Linked DNA regions of Homo sapiens: region 2 is linked to region 1. Evidence: chromatin loops called from intact Hi-C (ENCODE). Cell type or tissue: ascending aorta. All regions are shown on one strand. Each heading gives the region's core, and the rest is flanking DNA. Links, peaks and the distances in the headings are about the cores only.

What was found. A loop is a pair of places that touch in the nucleus more often than their neighbours do. Peaks named below come from ENCODE experiments on the same cell type or tissue, not always from the same donor. Only the 100,000 strongest peaks of a DNase experiment are listed, where the experiment ranks them.
Region 2: it touches region 1 in a loop (6-fold over the local background); 2 of 110 quality-filtered maps call a loop at or near these places.

What each region holds. Positions count from the first base shown.
Region 1 is chr13:44,715,194-44,725,936 of GRCh38, reverse strand. LOC105370185 (a long non-coding RNA gene) reads left to right here and starts at 1,760. Exons shown (of 3, transcript XR_941929.4): 1 at 1,760-1,834; 2 at 9,939-10,242. In ascending aorta, for the core only: no CTCF peak of the experiment used is centred there; a DNase peak (open chromatin) is centred at 5,996; H3K27ac peaks cover 3,864 bases.
Region 2 is chr13:45,324,029-45,334,771 of GRCh38, reverse strand. TPT1 (tumor protein, translationally-controlled 1) reads left to right here. Exons shown (of 6, transcript NM_003295.4): 6 at 1-1,301. Among named protein-coding and RNA genes, the nearest start is that of SNORA31B, 7.0 kb to the left of the region's middle. RefSeq lists an enhancer at 4,120-4,620. In ascending aorta, for the core only: a CTCF peak has its summit at 4,912; DNase peaks (open chromatin) are centred at 2,391, 2,701, 4,871 and 5,278; H3K4me3 peaks cover 1,745 bases; H3K27ac peaks cover 7,310 bases.

The DNA.
Region 1 (10,743 bases), core at 1,855-9,854:
TGTACAATATGTAAACTTAGCTTTTGGCTGGGCGCGGTGGCTCACCCTGTAATCCCAACACTGCGGGAGGTCGAGGTGGGAGGATCACTTGAGTTCAGAAGTTCAGGACCAGCTTGGCCAACACAGGAAAACCTCATCTCTACTAAAAATACAAAAATTAGCTTGCAATGGTGTGCACCTGTAATCCCAGCTGCTCGGGAGGCTGAGGCAGGAAAATCGCTTGAACCTGGGAGGCAGAAGTTGCAGTGAGCCGAGATCCTGCCACTGCACTCCAGCCTGGGCGACAGAGGGAGACTCTGTCTTTAAAAAAAAAAAAAAAAAAAGCCGGGCCCGGTGGCTCACGCCTGTAATCCCAGCACTTTGGGAGGCCGAGGCGGGCGGATCACGAGGTCAGGAGATTGAGACCATCCTGGCTAACACGGTGAAACCCCGACTCACTAAAAATACAAAAAATTAGCCGGGCACGGTGGCGGGTGCCTGTAGTCCCAGCTACTCGGGAGGTTGAGGCAGGAGAATGGCGTGAACCCGGGAGGCGGAGCTTACAGTCAGCCGAGATCGCGCCACTGCACGCCAGCCTGGGCGACAGAGCAAGACTCCGTCTCAAAAAAAAAAAAAAAAAAAAAAGAGAGAGAGGGGTACAAGGAGGAAAACAAAGAGGAACCTAAAGTGTCCAGAGGTGAATGGAATAGCCACATTTCATTGGTGGTGAAAAGCAGGGTGATGAACAAGTGAAAATGGTTTTGAAGGTATTGAAATGCTATTCAAATCTGAAAACAAGCCTGCTCATGCCCATCCACCTGAGTTTTCCTTAGCTTGGCCTGGTCATCAACCCCACATTCTGTCTACCACAGGGCAACATGAGAGAAAAGACTCATTTGATTCTAGTGTTCTGGTTCAAGGGCCTTTCACCTATCTCACGGTCTCAAGTTGTGACTGTCTCAACCTGTGTGAGGTCCAGACTCACCAAGCCAAAGTGCCTTCATTTTGCAAATCCATTTTTCCAGAAAATATTTCTTCCTTTTACAGATGCAAGTCCTCAATAGTGCAAGTGAATTTCTAATTACTTCAAGCTGATAGAGCCAAGTCACAAATTGCTTGTGGGATATATTGAAAAATGATGAAACTTGAAATGATTACCCGAAAGCATAAAGTCTGTAAAAAATTGAGGAATACAGACTTGGGATAAAGATCCTACAAATGTAGTTCATTAACTTGATATTAAATATAAACTAATGGTAGGGAAGTGAAAACCCTATTAAAATGTCTATGAAAAAATTAGAGATACAACTTCAGAAGGTGGGAGAGTGTTCATGGATTTGGGTTATTGGGCAGAAGCCAAAATCAACCTTCCCAAGAGGTTAGTCTTTTCTTCTCTTTTAAAGACCAGATAAGAGGTAGAGCCTCCACTAGAAAAATGCAACTATGAGAAAACAGGGTCCCTTCTTATTTTATCTTGGACACCCTAAAAGCCAGAGGAGGTGGTAGAAAGCACTGTGACAGTAGCTCCAAATTTCCTGCCCTCAATCACTCAAGGTATACTCAGAAAGTGAACAATTATGAAGTCCAGTGTCAGATGACATTCTAGAATCTGATGAAACACCAAAAAGAAGATTTAGTTCCTACCTTCAAGCTTCTTATGGTGAACGGGTTAAGCCTTTCAGGTCATTGGAGTTTGACTATCTTGTAAAAAGAAAAAGAGCATAATTTTGAAATAGGATGTGTCTATGTGCGAAGCTTCCAGAAGGGATTTTGGAGAGTCGGGGAACTGCCTGAATGTTACTGAAGGCCTGAAGTCAAGGAGAGGGCTCCAGTATGTGAAGTAGAAATAAAAAAGGTGAGCACTCAAGAGAATGCTTGCCTTCTTACGACTTTTATTAGGGCTCTTTTTTATATATAATTTTCAACAACTATAGTCAGTATCAGATAATCACGAGTTATGGGAATCTAAACATGAAAACACTGATCATCACATAAAGTATATGTGAATGAATCAGGTAGACCCAAACTTGGGAAACCAAGGGTTTGACTCTCTCTTGCTTTAGAGATCCAGCAGGTGCCAGGAAACAAAATAGGAAAAGAAGCCTGCTGCTAATGTGACCAAAGTGAAGTTCCAGCATGATTAATTTTTTTTTTTTTTTTGAGATGGAGTCTTGCTCTTGTTGCCCAGGCTGGAGTGCAATGGTGCAATCTCAGCTCACCTCAACCTCCACCCTTGGGTTCAAGCCATTCTCCTGCCTCAGCCTCCCAATTAGCTGGGAATACAGGCATGTACCACCACACCTGGCTAGTTTTGTATTTTTAGTAGAGATGGGTTTCTCCATGTTGGCCAGGCTGGTCTTGAACTCCCGACCTCAGGTGATCTGCCCACCTTGGACTTCCAAAGTGCTGGGATTACAGGTGTGAGCCACCATGCTCGGCCTCTAGCATGATTAATTTTTATTTTACCATCAAACTTGGTAAGGAACTGTAGAATCACTAGGGAAAGTTATAGAAAATAAACAAACATTTTTCCAGCCACAAACATTCATTATAGGGGATCGGAAGACTTCTGCTTCTGGCCATGATAGAGTAATGGGGGATGGATTTACCCTCCTGTCTTAAAATACTAAAAAACTAGACAAAATATATGAAACAGTAGTTTTCAGATGTTAGACAACAGGCAGCACAGAAATATGATCCAAGAGGAAGGGAAAATAAAGAGGTGAACCCTATGATTGCCCCAGCTTGCTACCTGGAGGCAATTTCCAGATTGCAGTATAGGGAGGAAGAAATAGCACAGCAGTCTCATTGAGATGAGGAGCAAGAGATCCAGGCCAAGGGAGGTCAAAGTCACTAGAACGTATGGGTCTATGCACTAGAAAGGAGGGAGATGCAGGGGAAGACAGGGAGAAAAAGAGAGCACTCCAGAGATCTATAAAGGAGCCACTTTGAAGCTTTGGCTGATGGCTGATTCATGTATACACAAGAGGAAACTATCTAAGGGGAAACCATCACCCAAAAGCAGCAAGCTGAACAATTCCTGGGGCTTACACAGGGCTAGGAATAGTTTGTGTTCCCACCAGTCAGAGTAGAAAGACCTCCTAGAGTCCTCAGAGGGGGACTCTTCTTATGTAGTCCCACCTTACTAGTGGGACTAAATAAGCCCTAGACTAAAAGCCACTCTGAACTCACCATTAAAATGCTTGAAAAGGAAAGGATCCAATAGATTCCAAGTAACTTAATTTTGTACCAGCATAAAGCTCAACACTATTTAAAAGAAAATAACAAAATCCAGCAACCAACAATGTAGAATCACAATGCCAGGTATCCTGTCAAAAATTACCAGGCATACAAAAAAACAGGAAAACATTGCTTATAACCAAAAGAAAAAGTAATCAATAGAAACAGTCCCAGAAATTATGGAAATAATGAATTAGCAGACAAGAACATGAAAATATCTATTTTAAATACACTCCTATCTATAAGAAAGTAAATAAAAACATGAACATGGTGAAAAGATAAATTAATGATACTTTTTTTTTTTGAGACGGAGTTTCGCTCTTGTTGCCCAGGCTGGAGTGCAATGGCATGATCTTGGCTCACCGCAACCTCCGCCTCCCAGGTTCAAGCGATTCTTCTGCCTCAGCCTCCCTAGTAGCTGGGATTACAGGCATGTGCCACCCCAGGCCCAGCTAATTTTGTATTTTTAGTAGAGACAGGGTTTCTCCCTGTTTGTCAGGCTGGTCTTGAACTCCCGACCTCAGGTGATCCGCCTGCCTTGGCCTCCCAAAGTGCTGGGATTACAGGTGTGAGCCACCATGCCCAGCCAAATTGATGATACTTTTAAAAGACTCAGATAAAACACATAAAGATGAAAAATGCAGTATCTTAATTGAAAAATACTGCATGGGATTAATAGTTAATCAGATATTGCAGAAGAAAAGGTAAGTGAAGTTGAAGAAATAATGAAGCACAGAAAAAAGACTAAAAAAAATGAATAGAGCATTAGTGACTTGTGGACTTTACATATATAACCTAGATGAACACATGTGTATAATTAAAGTGCCAAGAAAATGATGTGAGGGGGGAGATAAAATATTTGAAAAAATAATAAATAAAAGTGTTCCAATTTTGAAGAAAACTATAAATTGAAGATTCAAGGGGCTCAACAAATGCCAAGCAGAATAAACATTAAGAAAATCATGCCAAGGCACACCATAGCCCAATTGTTGAAAACCAGTGTCAAAAAAATTTTTTAAAACAGCCAGTGAAAAGGGGACATCTTATTTACATAAGAACAACAGCCAAAACCAATGGCAGCAGATTTCTTGACAGCAACTACATAACCCAGAAGACAATGAGACAATATCTTTAAAGTAATGAAACAGAAGCTGTAAATCTAGGATTTTATACCCAGCAAAAAATGTTTCAAAAATAAAAGTGAACTGCTAGGCGCAGTGGCTCATGCCTGTAATCCCAGCACTTTGGGAGGTTGAGGTGAGTGAATCATAAGGTCAGAAGTTCAAGACAAACCTGGCCAAGATGGTGAAACCCTGTCTCTACTAAAAATACAAAAATTAGCTGGACGCAGTGGTGGGTGCCTGTAATCCCAGTTACTTGGGATGCTGAGGCAGGAGAATCCCTTGAACCTGGGAGGCAGAGATTGCAGTGAACCGAGATCATGCCACCGCACTCTAGCCTGGGCCACAGAGCAAGAGTCCATCTGAAAATAATAATAATAATAATAATAATAATAATAATAAAAGTTAAATTAAAACTTTTCAAACAAAAGCTGAAAGAACTCATCACTAGCCATCTGCACAACAAGAAAGAAAACAGAAGTTTTCAGGCAGGATACAGCACAAGAAAAGGATCTATACAAATGACTGAAGAGTGCCAGAAATGATAAATATATAAATGACTTCTTTAAGACATCATCAACTAATTAAAGTGAAAATAATCACAGTATATTGCAGGATTCATAACATATATTGAAGCAAAATGTATCACAATAGCATAAAGACAAGAAGGAAGAAATAGAAGTATACTTCTATTTAAATACTGCACTGTACTTAAAGTAGAAAAATATTTGAAGTTAAACTGTTATAAATTAAAGTGCAATTATGTACAAATACAAATAGACATTACAAAATATGTTACACAGATCAAATCCTGTTAAAACAAACTCCAAAGTCTTATTTCAATAATTTTATCTTTCTCAAATTTGTGTCTTTTATTCTGGCTTTAATTAGTTATAATGGCACTGTAATTTCAAAATTTAACCTGTCCCTATAGTTCAACATCTGCTCTTCTTTTATTAAATGTTGCCAAATAACAGCAGAGGATGTATTTTCAGCATCATGCTTGTCTCACCAAGCTAAATTTGGTACTGTGGAATTTGTTGGTGAGGACAAATGATATGAGAATTCCTATGCTTGAAGCAATGCTGGCTTTGGGCCATTTCTATTTAAATGATGGGTTTGGAACAAATTGTGTTTACAGACTGATTCTGCCACTTACAAACTGTACTATTTTCTATTTGGGGAAATATCTAAGGTCTGTGACGTGGAGGTCCTATATGTTGATATAGCAAAGAAAAGAATGGAGCACCTCCTTATTCATTTTGGAATGAGTAAGATTTTTGGAAACCACATTGGAAAATTTGCTTCCTTAATAAAGTGCCATTCTTGTCAGATGAGTAGAAAAGAATACTGACCTCATTTATTTTTCCATCAATGCATCTCTCTATTCAGGGCTAAAAGTGGGGCATATTTGGAATTGTTAGCTTCAAACAAGCTCTGTAACTTAGGGGGTAAATAATTTCATGGTGGTATAACATGCCAAGTGGTAGTGAATAGCTTAGAGAAGTAAGGCATATAGTTAATGAGTACCTCTACATAGAGGCCCAGGCCTGGCTTGCGGTAAAAACTGGCTGCTTTGCAGTAAGAAAAGCCAGCTTTGCGCAAAGCTGGCTGACTTTGTGGTAAAAACAAGTAGGGAATTCAGGAGATCCAAGGAATGTCCCAGTTCTGCCATTTGCCAGACCTCAAGCAAGACCATTTAACCTCCCTGGACCTTAATGTCTGCAGTGGGCCAAGGCAGTGTTTCCCTAAGTAGAGTGCATGCCACTGGTGGTACATCAATATTTTTTTCTTTTTAATATATATTAATGTATTTTAGAAAATATAACTATATAAGAAAATCTAACTATATTCCACCCATAATTTTATTAATGTTATTGATTAGGATGAGTTTAAAATATAAAAATCAAGTCAATATAAAGACTACTACAGTTTGAATATCCCTAGTCCCAAATCCAGAATCTGAAATGCTGGAAAATCCAAAACCTTTTTTTTTAGATGGAGTCTTGCTATGTTGCCCAGGCTGATCTGGAACTCCTGGCCTCAAGCAATCCTCCCACCTCTGCCTCCAAAGTAGCTGGATGCATCACCGTGTCCAGCTCAAAATCCAAAACTTTTTAGGACTGACATGATATTCAAAGGAAAGGCTCACTGGAGCATTTCACATTTCAGATTTTTAAATTAGGGATACTTAATTGGTGAGTATATAAGTAAATATTCCAAAATTCGAAAAACTCCAAAATCTAAAACACTTTTGATCCCAAGCATTTTATTTTTTAATAAAAAAAAATTTTTTGGGGACTGAGTTTTGCTCTTGTTGCCCAGGCTGGAGCGCAATGGCGTGATCTCAGCTCACTGCAACCTCTGCCTCCCGGGTTCAAGCAATTCTTCTGCCTCAGCCTCCCTAGTAGCTGGGACTACAGGCATGCGCCACTACATCTGGTTAATTTTGTGTTTTTAGTAGAGATGGGGTTTCACCATGTTAGTCAGGCTGGTCTCGAACTCCTGACCTCAGGTGATCCACCTGCCTCAGCCTCCCAAAGTGCTGGGATTACAGGTGTGAGCCACCATGCCTGGCCCCAAGCATTTTATATAAGGGATATTCAACCTGTATTAGGTAAAGGCCAGAAAATAATAGGATAGGAGGAAAAAAACTGAAAGGATTTTCAGTTTAAAACCACTAAAATGTGGGTTCAGAAGGATGTTTTTAAAAGCATACACAACAGTACATAATTTTCACATAATAGTACAAATAAAATGAGAAATACCATGGCAACAATTTTAGAAACATTGAACGGACATGGGATAACTTACCTGGAAGATGCAGGAAATCTCAACCATCAGCCAGCAGTGGGGGAAGCTGAGAAGCAACTTAATTTGCATCCAGAACCTCTGGAAGGCCCAGGAATTTGTTGCACCCATTGTCTGTGGAATCAGATGCGGAGGAGGTAAAGTCGAAAACAATTCCAGTTGAAAGTCATCGTAAGAAGCAGTGGGACATCCTCTGTCATTCCACACAGCCAGAAACCTGCCTCTCCTCAGAAGATCCCAGAAGAGAATTCTTCTAAAAGATCAAACTATAAGGCTACCAATGGCATGAAGATTGAGAGATTTATGCAACTAGGGGAAAGTTTGTACATACATTAGTGATAAGTGTACTTAAAAATCTTAAACGAAGGCTGAGAGTGGTGGCTCAAGCCTGTAATCCCAGCATTTTGGGAGACCGAGGCGAGAGGATCACCTGAGGTTGAGAGTTCGAGACCAGCCTGACTAACATGGAGAAACCACATCTCTACTAAAAATACAAAATTAGCCGGGCATGGTGGCGCATGCCTGTAATCCCAACTACTTGGGAGACTGAGGCAGGAGAATCACTTGAACTCAAGAGGTGGAAGTTGCGGTGAGCCAAGATTGCGCCATTGCACTCCAGCCTGGGCAACAAGAGCGAAACTCCGTCTCAAAAAAATAAAAAATAAAAATAAATAAATAAATAAATAAATAAGCTTAAACAAACTATTATTTATATTATTATTTATTCTATAAAGGGTTTTCCAAGAAAAATAAATAGCTGTGTAGAAAAAGAAATCAGTTCACTATGCTGTTCAGCTGTCAATAGTATCTTTAAAGTACAGAATACTAACAAAAGACTGATTTTACCAAAATATCTATATTGGAAGAATGGGGAAGGATAGGAAATAATAGAGGGGGAAAAGGGATTTAGGTCAGAAATATTGAAATAAAGCTTAATCTGAATCTTCCACAGCAGGAAGTCAATAGATAATGCTAAAACTTGAAAAATCAAGTACAAATATCAAGACTTCTGTTTAAAGGGAAGAATTGGAGGTAAATATGAAGATAATAATTTAGTGGCCAGGCATGGTGGCTCACGCCTGTAATCCCAGTACTTTCGGAAGCAGGGCAGACGGATGACCTGAGGTCAGGAGTTCGAGACCAGCCTGCCAATATGGTAAAACTGGTATCTACTAAAAATACAAAAATTAACTGGGCATGGTGGTGCACATCTATAATTCCAGCTACTCGGGAGGCTGAGGTAGGAAAATCGCTTGAACCTGGGAGGCAGCGGTTGCAGTGAGCCGGGATCCTGCCACTGCACTCCAGCCTGGGCAATAGGGCAAGACTCTGTCTCAGGAAAAAAAAAAAAAAAAAAACAAGGAGCAAGAAAAGAAAATAATAATGTAGCAGCATTGAAAGCCGTAACTTCAAGGAATGGAGGACAGGCTTTCTTTTTTTGTAACAAATATTGTAAAACTATTTCATCATTAATTATATGAAATTGATACTTTAAAAAAATTCCATTAAAAAAGTTATGAAGATGGTATGCAAATAAGTGAACTTGGGAAAATACTAACCAGGAAGTCTTTTAAGTTCTGACAGCCAGTGAATTGATTTAAAGAAACACTGAGTTACCACTCTCCATTGCCATTTGTTTGTTGTCATGATACCCAGACAGCTTAAGTCACATGCATGTTACACGCATTTATTATTTATTTTATTTTTTCTTATTTTTATTTTTAATCTAGTTAGTTTTTGTTGCTGTTGTTGTTGTTTTGAGACAGGGTCTCAGTTTGTCCTGCAAGCTGGAGTGCAGTGGCATGATCTCAACTCACCGCAGCCTCCACCTCCCAGGTTCAAGCGATTCTCCTGCCTCAGCCTCCGGGGTAGCTGGAACTACAGGCATGTGCCACGGCACCTGGCCAATTTTTGTATTTTTAGTAGAGACGGGGCAGGGTGTGTTACCATGTTGGCCAGACTGGCCTTGAACTCCTAGTCTCAAGTGATCAATTCACCTGGGCCTCCCAAAGTGCTGGGATTACAGGCATGAGCCACAGAGCATGGCACATTTATTATTTAAATCACAGTGGATTATTTGGGGGAAGGTGGTGTAGAGAATTATAAAATGGAGACATTACAGGGTTTCATAAACCAAGGCTAGAAGCTACCTGGGACACTTAAAAAATTTTAAACTCAGGCTGGGCACAGTGGTTAATGCCTGTAATCCCAGCACTTTGGGAGGCCGAGGCAGGCAGAACAAGAGGTCAGGAGTTCGAGACCAGTCTGGCCAACGTAGTGAAACACCGTGTCTACTAAAAATACAAAAATTAGCCGAGTGTGGTGGCACACACCTGTAGTCCCACCTACTCAGGAGGCTGAGGCAGGAGAATCGTTTGAACCCAGCAGACGGAGATTGCAGTGAGCTGAGACCGCACCATTGCACTCCAGCCTGGATGAGAGAGCAAGACTCCGTCTCAAAAAAATTTAAGAACTCATTTATAAAGGTATATTTATACATTTTTGCCTAGTAAAATATTACCTCCCTCCTCCTTTTTTAAAGTTAAAGATAATCTCTGGAATGGCTGGGACTAGGATATAAGATTTTAATAGTTTCATTTCCTGCTATTTGTTAAGTTAATTGAAAATATAACAGGCATAGATATGATCTACTATTCAATGGAATAAAGAGTGTAAAATACCAGGTACTAAACGAACAACTGCTATCTTGTCCCTTGCCCAACCCTGTGGGAAAGGAGATTAGCTGGCAGTCGCCCAAATTATAACTGATCGTTTCTTGGGTTCCAGGAACATGGTTGGGATGTGAAGAGCTCCTTTAACATGGCACAGAGTCTGGTGACTGGAAGGTCTAGAAGTATATCAGAGGAAAGGAAAAATTAATGGATAATGACCAGATTTTACATCCACCTAATGGCTTGGAATGTTCCAGTGCCAAGAGAAGGCCTTCTTGTCGCATGTGATTTCATAATAATTAGGGCCAGCTGTGTCTGTGCGAATCAGGTCAAGCCAGATGCCAAACCCTAACTCAAACACTTACAGGAAGATCCTCATTGCCAGGAGCCTCAAACGTCCTGCAGAAAATCAAAAAAAGGTAAGTTATTCGATCTGTTCCCAGTCTGCCAAAATATTTTTTCTCCTGGGTACTGCTAACCTCTATGGTCTTCGCTTGTGCTTCATATCCGAAGATAATTCTACCGATATTACATTGTGTGTACATGGAAGAATGTTTTTTAAAAGCTTCATTAACAACTTTTCCATTCTGCTGGGATTTGTTCTTGGATCACTGCCCTTACCATGGGCCAAACCAACTCACCCATAATTCAGATATTTGTTGGCTAATAAAGATGAACTGTGCCAGCCTGTCTCTGAATTGGAGAGGAAACGGGGAACTGGGTGATGGGGAAGGAGGGAGATTTTTACTATATGCTCTGTTATAACTTTTAAATTTCAGTGAAACCATGTGCAAGAGTTTCCTATTGCAAAAAGTAAGTACTGTTTACTTTTTTTTTGTTTGTTTGTTTTTGCCTTTGCTGCAGAAATTGTAGTTGACGTGAATTACACTCCAGAGAATTGGAGGCTTCTTTTTCTCCAG
Region 2 (10,743 bases), core at 528-8,527, 610 kb before region 1:
CTCTGAGCAGAAGAGTTACATGATATGACTCAAATTTTTAAAGGATCACTTTGGCTGCCAGGTGGCAGGGTAAAAGCATAGAATAATTGTGTATAATGTGTTTTTAAGGCAAAGATAGTGGCTTAGTCTAGGGTAGTAGACTGAGGTGGTAGGAAATGAAGATAGAGACAACAGGATATGCTGGTGGGTGAGGATGGATTTAATGTTGATACAAGTATTTTGGTCTGAGCGTTTGGAAGAAAGTTGGCACTGAGGTGGGAAGTCGAGTTTAGTTTTGTTAGTTTTGGATGTGTTAAGTTTGAGATGCTGATTCTTCAGAGAAGTCTAAGCTGGAGAACTATATAGAGAGTGGAAAGATAACAATAGACATTGAAAGCCATGATACAGGATAAGGTCATTTGGAGAGAGGATAGACTGCATTCCAACATGAGATTGGTTGACAAAGAGAAACCAACAAAGGTAATTAAGAGGTGCTCCCACTGCACTTGTACTCAGAAGGCTGAGGTAGGATTGTTAGAGGCCAGCCTGGGCACCACAGGGAGACCCCATCTCTAAAATTTAGCCAGGAACCATGGCTCATGCCTGTAGCCCCAGGAATTTGGGAGGCTGAGTGGGGAGGATCGCTTGAGGTCAGGAGTTTGAGACCAGCCTGGGCAACATAGGGAGACCTAAAAAAATTAATTGGGCATCTGTAGTCCCAGCTACTCAGGCGGCTGAGCTGAGAGGATGGCTTGAGTCCGAGAGATTGAGGGTGCAGTGAGCTGTGATCATACCACTGCACTCCAGCCTGGGCGGCAGTGAGACACTATCTGAAAAAAGTTTAAAAATTTTAAAAAAGAAGGAACTGCCCCTGAGGTAAGAACCAAGGGAGGGCCTCCCAGAGGTCAGGTGGAAAAAGTTTTAGGAAGGAGGAAGTAGTCAACAGGGTTACCTGTTGCAAAGTACTTAAGTAATATGAGGCCTGATAGTGGTAAACTTGACTACCGTTGGATTTCACTAGTGGGAAAGGAAGTCTAATTAAAATGCACTCAAGAGACTAACAGTCGCAGGCATGAAATACAATACAGGTACATGGTTTTTTATTATGTGTGCATCTGCTTCAGTAATAGGTGTGAATTACTCATTTGGATCATTAGGAGTTTCAAAATCTAGTTAAATGACTAGATTTTTGTTGATGTAAATTCTGTCATTCTGAACTGCAGGGATTGTCAGTAACTTAACTGCAAACTAAACTGGTGATAATTATGGTAAAATTGCAAGACGAGCAATAAATCTCAACCAACTTGAGAGAACACTGATAACAAAGCATCCTTAAGGTTATATGTGTGTGCACACAGGTGGAGTGGAATGACTGGCTGGCAGCAGAATACTCAGTAAAATGGAACTAAAACCAGGAGGATTTACTAATTTACAACTAGTATAGTGATCAGTAATTTACAACTAGTAGGTCACTACTAAAGAGCTCCAGCTTTGTGGCAATTAGCATGTGTTTCTAGAGACTATCCATAAGAACTGTGAGTGCAACTTGAAGTTTCTGGAAACATTTAATATTTCATTATTCCGAAGGAAAAGGCCTTGATTAAAGTGTTTTTAACATAAGCAAGTAAAGTAAAAGGTGCCATAGCTAGGCAGTGGCTCATACCTGTAATCCCAACTACTTGGGAGGCTGAGGAGGGAGAATCGCTTGAGCCCAGGAGTTTGAGCTTGGAGCGAGTTAATGGCTGCAATACTGCACTCCAGCCTTGGTAATAGAGGGAGGTCTTGTCTCTTGAAAGAGAAAGGTGCCACATACCTTCCATTGAATAAAAGTTGGCTGCTATGCTAGCCATCTCAATTAGCTACACTCTAAATGTGGAGCTTGCAGATAAGTTAAAAATCATAATAGTGCTGATAGTTTCTATTTACCTCACTTAAATCCTCCAAGTCTATCCCTTAATCAATGCAGCAATGATAAATCAGGCCCCTGTGCATGTCAGCAGTTCAAAACAGATTTTACTACTGTAGGGGCATATTTTTAACTACCAGAACATTCCAGTTTATTTTTTGAGAGCCTGTAGATTTGTGCGGTTACACATAGTTTCATATAATTGAGCCTGGAAGTTGGCATTGAAGTTTCCTCCATATGCTGGGCCATGAGAACCTTTGGGAGTGGATGTGGCTTTAGCTGGAGTCAATACAATTCAATGAGAGAAACATCAGATATGAGTTTAGGGGAAGATTCTTGCCAAAATAACTTGTGCAATGATGTTTCCCTCAATTACTTTCTCCTCCATTCATTTATGTATGCATTCCACTCTTCTCTGAGTCCAGAGGTAGAGCAAGGAGCACAAACTGGGAAGAACACTGCAGTGCTGTTTTGTGTGTGAGTCACAATCTACAGACAAAGGAAAATTGAGACATCAAGGGACTCACTGGAGGGGCCCTCTGGGACACAAGCCACAATTATTAGTCAAGAGTTATAACACAGTGTTTTTAATAATAGGACAGTAGAGCTACTGGCTACCATTTAGTCCTGAGTTTCTGGGTTTTTTTTTTTTTTTTTGTGGGGGAGCGGGGGGAAGTCAGGGTCTTGCTATGTTGCTGGAACTAATCTCAAACTCCTGGCCTCAAGTGATCCTCCTGCCTTTGCCTCCCAAAGTGCTGGGATTACAGGCATGAGCTACCACACCTAGTTACTAGAAATCTAGTTGTTGGCCAGATGTGGTGACTCACACCTATAATCCCAGCACTTTGGGAGGCTGACGCGGTCAGAGCACTTGAGCTCAGGAGTTTGAGACCAGTCTGGACAACATGGTGAAAGCCCATCTCTATAAAAAATAGAAAAAAAAAATCTACTTGTATAATTGCTGATTTTCTCCACATGTAAAGGAAGCAGATAAGCCCTAGTTTATTATCAATTGCGGCTTGCACATGACCTCATCTAGAGCACAGGGTTATCAAATTATTCTACTGTTCCCTAAGCAGTTGGTATAAAATTGGTATTTTCTGGACATCTATTCAAAACAGCTATACATGTAATTTCCTCTTCCTTGAGTACATTAATTTGGGAGTTATCCTTAAGAACTACCAATTCATCATGTAAGTCAAACATCCAAACTAGTATTCAATCTGGAGGTGGAAACTGGCAGTTAAAGAGGAAAATTACTGCACATGAAATTAGAAAGAAAATGAATACCTCTTTTGACTACCTCAGTGAGGTGGAAGAATGTGCATCAACAGATGGCAAGGATAAAATTGGAAGCTAAGCAAACACAGATCTTGGGCATGATGCACTGTAACCTTTTCTTCATTATGTTCCTAGCACCCCATCCTTCCTAAGCCTCTCCCATTGTATTAGCTTGAAGGGATTCAATCCACAGTGGTGGATTTTGTCAGATGGAACACAGGCTGTGTGTTAGTACCGTTGGTGACTGCCATTATATCAGCATGATGGTAACACCAACTGCTGGTATCTATTAAAAGTAAAAGTGACTAAGCTTCTGAAATTTGGTTAAGTAATGTGCAACCTGTTCTGCTCTGTTCCATAGACCAGGGAGGAGGAGGAGGACTGGGTGTGAGTGTCAGAGCAGCAGAGATTTTCATGTAGGGGAGGAAAAATTGCTTTCCACACCCATTGCTAAGTTCATGACTGAGGCCCTTATAACAAAAGACAAATCGACAAAAGCAAAGCGTACATTTTTTTGTTGTTTTTATTTTTTGAGACAGTCTTGCTCTGTCGCCAGGCTGGAGTGCAGTGGCACGATCTCGGCTCATGGCAACCCCCACCTCCCGGGTTCAAGTGATTCTCCCACCTCAGCCTCCCGAGTATCTGGGACTACAGGCACGCACCACCAGGCCCAGCTAATTTTTGTATTTTCAGTAGAGACAGGTTTCACCATGTTGGCCAGGACGGTCTTTATCTCTTGACCTCGTGATCTGCCTGCCTCAGCCTCCCAAAGTCTGGGATTACAGGTGTGAGCCACCATGCCCAGCCAGCGTACATATTTTTTAAATGTTTTCTGTGACATGGGAGCCTTTGTAAGGAAATGAGGACCCAAAGAAACAGGTGAGCTTGTGTATTTTTCTGTTTTGGTTTAATGAAGAGTGAACAGTTGTGCAAAAGTATTGGACAAAGCGGATGATCTAATGGTAAACTGGGGGGAACTTAGCAAGGCCTGTTTGTTCAGATTCTTCTCTGTGTTTCTGTGTCTTCAGAGATGAGGATATTTATTTTCCCTGGGTATATGGAGGGTACCTCTCGAATGAGAGTAATTTCTTTCTTTCTTTCTTTGAGACAGGGTCTCACTGTGTTGCCCAGGCTGAAGTGAAGTGCTGTGATCATAATTCCCCGTAGTCTCAAACTCCTATGCTCAAGAGATCCTCCCAACTCAGCCTCCCAAAGTGTTATGATTACAGGCGCCAGCCACTGTGCTGAGCCTACACCACACCTATTGAAACAGAATATTCAGCATTTAATATTTCGGGTTTTTTGTTTGTTTTTTGAGGGAGAGTCTCACTCTGTCACCCAGGCTGGAGTGCAGTGGTGCAATCTTGGCTCACTACAACCTCTGCCTCCTGGGTTTGAGCGATTCTCCCGCCTCAGTCTCCTGAGTAGCTGGGATTACAGGTGCCCACCACCACGCCTGGCTAATTTTTGTATTTTTAGTAGACACGGTTTCGCCGTGTTGCCCAGGCTGGTCTTGAACTCCTGGCCTCAAGTGATCTGCCCGCCTCAGCCTCCCAAAGTGCTGGGATTACAGGCATGAGCCACCGTGCCCAGCCAGAATATCCAGCATTTTAAAAACCCTTCTGGGATTTCAGCTCCCTGCTGGGGATTGAGGAACCACTATTGTAGCAGGAAGCATGGGAAGGAAATGAGCTCATGAGATAAAGGAAAACAGCTCAGGCAGCTGGCTTGTGGTTACTGCCCTCTTGCTAAAGCAACATATAAAGCGCCAGAGTGGAAAGGAATCTAATGCGCCTGTCCAGTGCTCAGCACCCTTGACTTCCGTCCCTCTTAACCACAGTGCGTGAAGGCCCTGCAGTTCCCCAGGTATGGCTTGGCCTCGTTTTCCACATTGTATGTTAATGCAATAATTTTGTTTTGTTTTTTTTTTTTTTGAGACGGAATCTCGCTGTGTCGCCCAGGCTGGAGTGCAGTGGCGTGATCTGGGCTCACTGCAAGCTCCCCCTCCCAGGTTCACGCCATTCTCCTGCCTCAGCCTCCTGAGTAGCTGGGACTACAGGCGCCTGCCACCACGCCCGGCTAATTTTTTGTATTTTTAGTGGAGACGGGGTTTTACCATGTTAGCCAGGATGGTCTTGATATCCTGACCTCATGTTCCTTGCCCTCAGCCTCCCAAAGTGCTGGGATTACAGGTGTGAGCCACTGCGCCCAGCCAACGCAATAATATTTTAATGCAGCCTAAACTGACATTTGCTTCTTTTGGGTAATATCAGACAGGAGACTTGTCTTGAATTTCTGCCAGCTAAAACTTGTCTTCATGCTTGCTGCTGAAACCAGGTCTGCCCCATCCACACACTGGTGCAGTTGGATTTTGGACTCACACGCAGGAACTTACACTGTGATACCTTTTTCTCACTTTGCATACCAGATGTCTCAGCATCCGATGTGTACTTTAGACATGTTCCTTCCTAATTCCTTTTTCTTTTCTTTTTTTTTTTTTTCATTCTATTTTAGCTCGGCTAAAACAAATAAAAGATAAGCGTCTGCATCAATTTGGCAGACTTACAAGAAAAAAAGGCATTCTTTCCATTTTGGAAGAAGGCATGTGGAATTAGTACTATGCAGTGGTGGTATTTTGAAATCTGGGTTCTAATAAAAGCCCAACCACTTGCTGTGAGAACTCCAGCATCTTAACCTCTCTAAGCCTCAGTATCTCCATCTAGAAAACAGAAACTCATACTTACCTCATCGGCTGATTTGGTAAGTAGAGGCTATCATAGGAGTGCCTTTACCATGAGAAATTCTTACAATACTGGTCTCTACTCTGAATCAGTGCAAAATACAGGATGCCTGTTCACATTCTCTGACTTGCAAAATACAGGATGCCTGTTCACATTCTCTGACTTTTGTGTAGCCTTGGGAAACTGCATCATGAATATGTTTTAGGGGTCAGGCGCAGTGGCTCACGCCTGTAATCCCAGCACTTTGGGAGGCCGAGGCAGGCGGATCACAAGATCAGGAGATTGAGACTATCCTGGCTAACACGGTGAAACCCTGTCTCTACTAAAAATACAAAAAATTAGCCGGGCATGGTGGTGGGTGCCTGTAGTCCCAGCTACTCGGGAGGCTGAGGCAGGAGAATGGTGTGAACCCGGGAGGCGGAGCTTACAGTGAGCCAAGATCGTGCCATTGCACTCCAGCCTGGGCGACAGAGTGAGACTCCGTCTCAAAAAAAAAAAAAAAAAAAAAAGAATATGTTTTAGGCCGGGCGCAATGGCTCACGCCTGTAATCCCAACACTTTGGGAGGCCAAGGTGGGCGGATCACAAGGTCAGGACTTTGAGACCAGCCTGACCAACATGGTAAAACTCTTGTCTCTACTAAAAATACAAAAATTAGCTGGGTGTGGTGGAAGGTGCCTGTAATCCCAGCCACTTGGGGGACTGCGGTGAGAGAATTGCTTGAATCCAGGGGGCAGAGGTTACAGTGAGCCCAGATTGCACCACTGTACTCCAGTCTGGGCAACAGAGTGAGAAGAGGTCTCAAAAAAAAAAAAAAAACTTTTTTAATCTATCCCTAGATTCTTCTTCAGGGTTGACAAGCAGTTTGATGTCACTTTAAAATGGGCAACTCATACCTTCCCTGTACCACGTGAAACTTTGTGTGCCTATATTCTTTTTTTTTTTTCCCCCCAAACAAACATTGCAGGGTTGATCCTAGTCTTGAAAGTTCGGGCCTTTCCTCTTGGCCTGTTTCTGGAGGAAATGCTCATGAGGTGGGTGAGAGGCGGATGACATCCTGTCGCTCTGGCCTCACCCTGGGGATGCCACATGACAGCACCGCAGCATTTTCAATAGGTGACCCATCTGCGAGGAGGAAGGAAAAATGTGCCCAAGGCCATTATGGAGAACAAACACCTATGCAGTTGGAGAATGCTGAAGACACCCAAGGGTGTTGTCCTCTCCCTCCTGAGAGAAGCTAAGAAGATCCAGGCTTAGAGTGCTACAGAAATAGAGATTTAGGATAGAAAAAAAGGAAGGATTTCCTAACTACCACCAGGGCTATGAGGCACTGATATGACTTACTTGTGAACACAGTTGTATAGAATTGTTATGTGGCAAAGACGAAGATCACGCTGGAATGTCTTTCACGTATCCCTTGGTGGCAGCAGTGGGCAGCATAAAAGTACAAGATGGCAGGTGGAATCTTTAACCTTGTGGTCTGGAGGCCGCATGATAGGGTTGCAGTGTATTTTCCTTCTCTACAGGCTTGGGCCCTCATTCTGTTTTCTCACATTCACTCCATCCTAGTATTCTTGAATCCTGTCTCCCTCCCCTTGAGATTCTGGCTCTAACTAAAGCCAAATATCAGACCAACTTTACCTGTCTTATTAGACCAATCACAGGCCGATTCTTTATTTTTCTTCTTTTTGAGACAGAGCCTTGCTCTGTTACCCAGGCTGGAGGGCAGTAGCACAATTACAGCTTACTGCAGCCTGAAACTCCTGGGCTCCAGTGATCCTCCCCGCTCGGCCTCCCAAGCAGCTGGTATTAGAGGTGCGCTGCACCACGCCTTGCTTAGTTTTTTTATTTTTAGTAGAGATGAGGTCTGCTATGTTGCCCAGGCCAGTCTCGAACTTGAGGGCTCAAGTGATCCTCCTGCCTTTGTCTCCCAAAGTGCTGGGAATATAGGCATGAGCCACTGTGCCCAGCCTACATTTATTTTTACTTTTTTTTTTTTTTTTTAGACAGAGTCTTACTTTGTTACCCAGGCTGGTGTGCAGTGGTGCGATCTTGGCACACTGCAGCCTCGACCTCCTGGACTCAAGTGATCCTCCCACCTCAGCCCCCTAAGTAACTGGGACTACAAGTGTGCACCACCAGGCCCAGCTAATTTTTTTTTTTTTTTGGATTTTTTTGTAGAGATGGGGTTTTGCCATGTTGCCCAGGCTGGTCTTGATCCACTCACCTCGGCCTCCCAAGGTGCCAGGATGACAGGTGTGAGCCCCCCACCTGCCTGGCTACATTTCTTTTAAGAGAGAAAAGATGGTTCATCAAACTTCAATATAGCCAGGTTGAAAATGTTTCAGACTGGCCGGCGCGGTGGCTCATGCCTGTAATCCCCGCACTTTGGGAGGCCGAGGCGGGTGGATCACGAGGTTAGGAGATTAAGACCATCCTGGCCAACAAGGTGAAACCCTGTCTCTACTAAAAATACAAAAAATTAGCCGGGCGTGGTGGCAGGCGCCTGTAGTCCCAGCTACTTGGGAGGCTGAGGCAGGAGAATGGCGTGAACCCAGGAAGCGGAGCTTGCTGTGAGCCGAGATCGCACCACTGCACTCCAGCCTGGGCGACAGAGCGAGATTCCGTCTCAAAAAAAAAAAAAGAAAAGAAAATGTTTCAGATTTGGGACATGTGATAAACTGGTTGCACTGATGGCTAAACAATCTCCTTGTATTTCTGCCTTTTGCAATGCGGCTTTGCAGCTGCTCCCACCAAGGGGGAAATCTACTTCCCCGTCCTTCACCACCAGCCCTGTGACTTGCTTTGACCGTGAGAATGTGACAGAAGTGTTGATGTGACAGTTCCAGGCCTAGGCTTCAAGGGGCCTTGAGCACTCCTCTCTCTCCAAACACTGCCTCCACTGGGAACACAATCCTGGACTAGCTGCTGGAAATGAGAGACTGGGTGAAGCAGGGATGAATCATTCCAGCTAAGGTCATCCTAGAACAGCCAGCTGCGCTGACAGCTGACAGCAGAGGCATGAGAAAGCCTACCCCAAATGACTCAAGACCAGAACTCCCCAGCTAATTAAACTCAGCCTAAATTGCTGATCCCCAAAATCGTAAGCTAAACATATGGTGGTTGTTTTAAGCCACTAAGTTTTGGGGTGGCTTTATGTAGCATAATTCTGGTAGTAGGTAACTGTTTCAGAAGACAGGAATGGTTCTGATAATTAGAACCACAATGACTCCCATATTTATGTCACCAGCCAACACTTCTCTCCCTTGAGTTCCAGACCCAAGTATCCAGCCACCAACCCAACATTTCTATGATCAGAACCAAGCTCTTGATAACACCCTAAAATTTACTCCTCCTATAGCCAGTCTTTACTGTCTTGATAAAATGAATAACTTTCTATTTCCAGTTGCTTAGGCCTAATCCTTGCACTCATTTTTAAGATTTCTTTTACATTCCATGTCCAATTTCTTAGCAAATCCTGTGGGCTCTGCCTTCAAAATATATTCAGAATCTGCTCACTTTTCACCAACTCTATGGCTACTACTCTGAGCCAAGCCCCCACCATCTCTTGACTGGATTGTTCCAGCAGCCTCTTAACTTATTGCTGTTTCCAAGTTAATTGGGCACCTTGTATGTTACCTGCCAACCCTAACCAGGCATGCTTCCACTTCACAGCTTTTGCATCTGCCCAAATGCCCTTCCCAGATAGCTGCATAGCTCACTCTCTGACCACCTTTAAGTTTCTGTTCAGATGTTATCTTGTCAATATCAAGAGGCCTTCCTGGCCAGGCACAGTGGCTCATGCCAGTAATCCCAGTACTTTGGAAGGCCCAAAGCGGGTGGATCACTTGAGGTCAGGAATTTGAGACCAGCCTGGCAAACATGGTGAAACCAGCTCTCTACTAAAATACAAAAATTTGCTGGGCATGGTGCATGTGTCTGTAGTTCCAGCTACTCGGGAGGCTGAGGCACAGAGAATCACTGGGAGGCAGAGGCTGCAGTGAACCAAGATCATGCCACTGTACTCCAGCCTGGGAAAGAGAGTGAGACTCCGTCTCAAAAAAAAAAAAAAAGGCCTCCCGGACCACCACATGTATTTATTTATTTATTTAATTTTTTGAGACAGAGTCTCGCTCTGTCTCCCAGGCTGGAGTGCAGTGGCGTGATCTCGGCTCACTGCAACCTCTGCCTTCTGGGTTCAAGCGATTCTTGTGCCTCAGCCTCCAGAGTAGCTGAGACTATAGGTGCGCATCACCACACTCAGCTAATTTTTTTTTTTTTTCTGAGACAGAGTCTCGCTCTGTCACCCAGGCTGGAGTGCAGTGGTGCGATCTCGGCTCACTGCAATCTCTGCCTCCCGGGTTCAAGCGATTCTCCTGCCTCAGCTTTCTGAGCTGGGATTACAGGTGCCCGCCACCATGCTTGGCTAATTTTTGTATTTTTAGTAGAGACAGGGTTTCACCATGTTGGCCAAGCTGGTCTTGAACTCCTGACCTTGTGATCCGCCCGCCTCGGCCTCTCAAAGTGCTGAGATTAAAGACGTGAGCCACCGCTCCTGGCCCACTCAGCTAATTTTTGTATTTCTAGTAGAGACGGGGTTTCACCATGCTGGCCAGGCTGGTCTTGAACTCCTGACCTCAGGTGATCTGCCAGCCTCGGCCTCCCAAAGTGGTGGGATTACAGGCGTGAGCCACCACGCACAGCCGACCACCACATTTAAACCTACCTTCCCATCATGGTATGCCCAACCCTCTTATTTATTTTTTCTCCATGGCACTTATTACAATGTAACACACTATGTATTTTACTTACTTATTTGTCATCAATCTCAAGCCCA